2 separate regions of the Homo sapiens genome follow, and region 2 is linked to region 1. The links are chromatin loops, found by intact Hi-C in ENCODE. Cell type or tissue: heart right ventricle. All regions are shown on one strand. Links, peaks and the distances in the headings refer to the core of each region. The heading gives the core; the rest is flanking DNA. Region 1 holds the start of LOC107985243 (a long non-coding RNA gene). Region 2 overlaps LOC107985243 (a long non-coding RNA gene).

Region 1 (2,831 bases), core at 117-2,616:
TGGTCAACATAACAGTTACATAACATGTCTATGGTCACACAACAGTCAAGGGTGATACTCGAAGTGGAGTTCATGACTGTCTGACATCTGAGTCTTTGCTGATCCAATACAAACAACTAGGATAAGCTTGAGTGAATATGGGACTAATAGAAAAATGGATTTTTTTTTTAATTTTTATTTTGAGACAGAGTCTTGCTCTGTTGCCCAGGCTGGAGTGCAGTGGCACGATCTCGGCTCACTGCAAGCTCCACCTCCCGGGTTCATGCCATTCTCCTGCCTCAGCCTCCCAAGTAGCTGGGACTACAGGCGCCCGCCACCGCACCCGGCTAATTTTATTGTATTTTTGGTAGAGACGGGGTTTCACTGTGTTAGCCAAGATGGTCTCGATCTCCTGACCTCGTGATCTGCCTGTCTCAGCCTCCCAAAGTGCTGGGATTACAGGCATGAGCCACTGCGCCTGGCCAAAAAATGGATTTTTTTTAAATTGAAAATTCAATTATTAAACATAATTGAGTATTTACATTTTACTAGGTCTTTCATAAATATAATAATGCTATTTATAAGACCATTTCTTTTCTTATATATGACATCTAGTTTATGGTTCATAACACATAGTTCAGGTATCTGCTGCTTTCAGATGCAATATCATTAGTAATTAAATGGTGATATTTTAGAAAACATGGAAGTTTGTATGAATTTGAGTCCTATTCCTGCCATTGATAAGTCTTCCATCTAGCTTCTCTGAGCTTAGGTTTTCTCATGTGAAAAAATATGGCTAATACTTACCATAAAATAAGTATTAATACTTGCTCTGCCAATTTTAAATGATTGCATTATAATAGAAATTATTGAATGTTTATAAATGAATGTAATTATATATATTTTATGAGTATATGTGTGTGTATATGTGTGTGTGTGTGTGTGTGTGTGTGTGTGTGTGTGTGTGTGTGTACATCTTTGTATGCTTGGGCTACCATAACAAAATACCATAGACTGGGTTGCTTAAATAACAGAGATTTGTTTTTCACAGTTCTGGAGGCTGGGATGTCCCAAATCAAGGTGCTGGCCAGTTCAATTCTTGGCAAGAGCTCTCTTCCTGGCATGCAGATCCCATGTCCTCACATGGCCTTTCCTCAGTGAGTGTGAGCTGAGTTGGGAAAGGGTAAGAGGAGAGAGAGAGAATAAAAGAAGAAGAGATAGAGAGATAGAGAGAGGTGGGGGCGGGGAGAGAGAGAGAGAAATAGAAAGAAAGAAATAATCTCTTCTTATAAAGACAGTAATTCCATCATGAGGGCTGTACCCTCAGGACTTAATCTAACCTAATAACCTCTCAAAGGAAAGCCCTGTCTCCAAATATTTTCAGGCTGGGGATTAGGGCTTTAACATTTCAATTTAGGGATAACACAAACATTCCATCTGTAAAGTGAGTGTGTGTGTGTATATGTGTGTATGTGTGTGTTAATACAATTCCATAAACATTTGAGTGCCTCTTACTTCAGTGATCTTTGGGAGATCTAAAAAAATGCTGAAGACACTCTGCCTTACCAGAAGTAGCTTATTATCCATTTGGTGTAGGAATGCAAGTGTACCTGTAGACAACTAACTGTAATAGAGAATAACATAAAGTAAGCACAATAGTGGTCACAAATCAAAGCTATGACAAAGTAGCATGGGTGCAATTAATTCCTTCCATGGAGGATGGATAATAAATCTAACTGGAGGAGAGAAGGAATGACTTATTAAAATTTATTATTTCAGTTGGGTGCTGTGGTAGAAATTACCAATGGTCATTGTTTACTAATAAGATGCTGATTTTTTTCAGTGTTAGGCTGGCAATGCTTCATGAACACTATCATTTGCCAAGGAATGAACACTGATTAATTAATATGGGTGTTCATCAACCCTTCTTTTATTATCTTTCCCTTCAAGAGCTTTTCTAGACTTTTTTTTTCTAATTACCTTCCCATATGAAATCTTAATATCACAGACATAATATACATCTATTTATGTGCTAAATGTGTATCTACCTACTCTTTGTACATAAAAGAGTAATAATTTTTCATCCCTCACTACCAATTATCACTCTCTTGGGCATAATAATGCTTCTGTTGGTTAAAGTCAATCATGGTATAATTCCTTTTCTGTAGGCAGAGCATGTGACGTAACCACAGTCAGTGAGCAACAAGGAGAACCCTGAGAAGGCACATAAACCTGCAAATGTGACACTTGCCGCCTTTAGATATGGTCACATCAGGATGTAATGGTGAGAACCTTAACTATTTTCTTACTATGCAGGAAAACTTAGAAGGATTCAGGGAAGCTATTATAATATAACTTTAAACATTTTGAGCTACTAAATTAACCAACCCTGGATTTACTCTTCTTCCAGTCTTCTTGATGTGTGAGATAATAGATGTCCTTATTTGTAAAGGCATATTTAATTAATATTCTCTTACTTGAAACTAAAGAATCTTATCCAATATGGGCATCCAAATATGATAGCCTTTTGATAGGCAAGGAGAACTATTGACAGGCTCGGAGAATATCATGGCAAATGTACAGAAACATGAAAGATCAAGGGAGGCTCAATGTAGACTGAATTTTTTATAAGAATGCAAAAGTAGAGACTGTTATGGGATTTCAAGAAATATGAGGCTAGAATGATACAGTGAGTCCAGATGGTGAGGCATTCTTAAATAATTTGTTTGATTTTTTTTAAAGCAGGACCCTTTTGACTTATATTTGGAAAGAAAACAGATGTAAGTGAGATGGCTGAAGAGATTGCAAATAGTCTAAGCAATACATAATTGTGGCAGTGGAAATGTATAGAT
Region 2 (2,831 bases), core at 151-2,650, 47 kb after region 1:
ATAAGAAAAAATAAGGTAGATATTTTATATAGTTTTAAAACATAAACTTCCTTTCCTTATTCTGTCCAAAATGTTAAGATGGATCTAAAAATAATGGTTAAAGTAAATTAAATTTTAATGATGGAGTTTTACACATCATTTGGATGGAGGTTGTAATTGGTTTTTATTTGTATGCATAGTTTACAAATGTTCTTGAATAACCATTTTAAAGATACTCACATATGCTTTGCAGATCAGTTATCCCAACCTTCTTATCACAATCATGAAAGAGTTATTTGTAATCACATCATTTCCCCCCTTTTGAAATTTGCCTTATTCTGGTATGTGTTTTTATCAGTGGCTTATTAAAATTTAGTCAAGTAACCAGCTTCCCTAGACCACTCAAGAGTAATTTGTTTGCTAAAATCATCAAAACTTAAGATTTCTAGGTGACAAGTTACTAACATAAACAAATTCTCATTATCTATCACAATTAACCAGACTGAGGCAGATTTTTCTCTAGTTGGCTAGAAGTGGTGAGTATGGGACACTGGGTATATGGTTGGCAGAAACATGAACGTTATTCTTTCCTTGTAACATGAGTCGACATGGAATTGGTGTTTGACAATTCAGAATCATAAAGTCTTGTGCATTTATTCCTTAAAAAATATTTATTAAGACATGTTTATGTGCTAAGTGCTAGGAACTTAAAATGGCAATCAAGACAGGCAAGATCAGGGCCATGATGAAACAAAAGGAATGAGATACAATGCTTGACTCACACTACAATACTTGGAACAAGCAGATTTCTAGTGATACTATTGTTTCTGGTGTCTAATAATTCCTCTGATTACTAAAAATAATGCCTTCCTTATTTTGATCTGAAGCTTTAAAGCTTCCACTCTTGTTCTTATTTCAAACTCTGTAGCCAAAATGTCATCTCTTTCATATAGAGGAACCTTGTCAAATTTAAAAAGATAGCTATCATATACCTCCTGACTTCTCTTTTTAAGGTTAAACATTCCCTTTGTCTTCACCCATTCCTCACGTGACATAGTATTGCATTCCTCACCTTTTGGGATAATCTTAATATACAATGTAATTTGTCAATGTCATTATTCAATTGCAATATCAGAACTATCTACCAAACTCCAGAAGCAGTACAACTAGCACAAAATGAAAGAAAAAGATGTAATTTCTTATTTTATTAAGTCTATCAATAAAGCCGAAGACTTATATTATATTTTATTATATTTTTATTTCTGAGGATTTTGTTTTCTGTGTTGTTGAGGGAAGGAATGATGAGAGCACACCACGGTATAGATTTTTAAAACTCCTTTTTTTCTGCATGGCTTTTGGTTAAGCCCCTATCTTCTTTCTACTGATCATTTGTGGTCAGCTTTTAAGCCCTTGATATGGTTTGGATTTGTGTCCCCACCCAAATCTCAGGTCAAATTGGAGGAGGGGCCTGGTGGGAGGTGGTTGAGTTTTGGGGACAGATTTCCCCCTTGCTGGTCTCATGATAGTGAGTTCTCATGAGATCTGATTATTTGAAAGTATGTGCACTTCCCCTTTCACTCGCTCTTTCTCTCCTGCTCTGCCATGGTAAGACATGATTGCTTCCTCTTCACCTTCTGCCATGATTGTCAGTTTTCTGAGGCCTCCCAGCCATGCTTCCTGTAGGGCCTGTGGAACTGGGAGTCAATTAAACTTATTTGCTTTATAAATTATGCAGTCACAGGTAGTTCTTTACAGCAGTGTGAGAATGGACTAATACAACCCTCATTACTGAGGTACAATTTTTAACTCCTACATTTTTTAATACTTGACTTAACTCAATTGTTCTTTCTGTTAAAACCAATGTAATTATGTAATTGACTCTCATCCAACACGTTGAGCCAGCTTAGAGTCAGCAATTGGCTTGATCAATATACTATCTATATCTTCATTTAATCACTGATGAAATGTTTATACTGTCTCTATGAGAAAATTCTTGATTTCCAGTAATAATCATTTTTTAAAAACTTAATCAAAAGGAATGAAAAAAAAATCCCAGAAGTATTTGGTCATTTGATTATCTACTGTGATGCGTTTGTATTAGGGCTTGAGGAAGGGGATGCACAATGCCTGAAAGGTAGTCACGTGTATCAGTGATGTGTAAGCATCAATGGGGTGATTATTTCAGCTGGATTTTTCTGAGACCCATATTCAGAAAATGATTCAGCCACTATGGGATGGAGCATTGGAATTTATCATCTAAGAAGTTTCCCTAGCAATTCTGTTGCAGATGGAGGTATCCCCTATGTTGAGGAACATTGATATATTGAAAATATCATCAGCTGTAAAGACAAATGAGCTGATCTCATATCATAGCCCCACTACCTATAGACAAGACTTACAATAAGGAAATTCGCCTCACTGAGCATGTTTCTTCATTTGAAAAATTAGGGTTTTAAAACCCATCTCATAATTTTATATTAAGATTTAATCAATATAATGAATATGAATCACCAGGCACATAATAGGTACTAATTAAAGATTTTTTTTCTCTTACCATTCAAACCCAAAATAGAGTACTGTTGTTAGATTAATGGTCAAACCGTGTCTGAAAAACATTTGAGTTATTGAGCACAAATTGTTTGGTTATATCAATAAGGCTGAGTATAGAAACAGCTAAAGATGTGATCTCAGCTCAGAGTAAAAGGTACCTTATCATTATAATTATCTCATGAGATTTTTGAGTCTTGGAGAAAATAAACTTAAGAACCACTGAAGTTTACAATACAGACATTAAACTGGGAAGATTTACCACTTAGTGTGGTGTTAGTGTCCCATCTGTAATAACATATAGA

Evidence for each region. A loop is a pair of places that touch in the nucleus more often than their neighbours do. Peaks named below come from ENCODE experiments on the same cell type or tissue, not always from the same donor. Only the 100,000 strongest peaks of a DNase experiment are listed, where the experiment ranks them.
Region 2: a loop joins it to region 1, with 7 times the contacts of the local background. A loop is called at or near these places in 2 of 110 quality-filtered maps.

What each region holds. Positions count from the first base shown.
Region 1 is chr1:199,178,207-199,181,037 of GRCh38, reverse strand. The region is part of intron 3 of LINC02789 (long intergenic non-protein coding RNA 2789); the gene reads right to left. LOC107985243 (a long non-coding RNA gene) reads left to right here and starts at 2,216. Exons shown (of 3, transcript XR_001738357.2): 1 at 2,216-2,263. In heart right ventricle, for the core only: no CTCF peak of the experiment used is centred there; a DNase peak (open chromatin) is centred at 1,099.
Region 2 is chr1:199,130,916-199,133,746 of GRCh38, reverse strand. All of the region lies in intron 1 of LOC107985243 (a long non-coding RNA gene), which reads left to right. Among named protein-coding and RNA genes, the nearest start is that of LINC02789, 16 kb to the left of the region's middle. In heart right ventricle, for the core only: no CTCF peak of the experiment used is centred there; no DNase peak of the experiment used is centred there.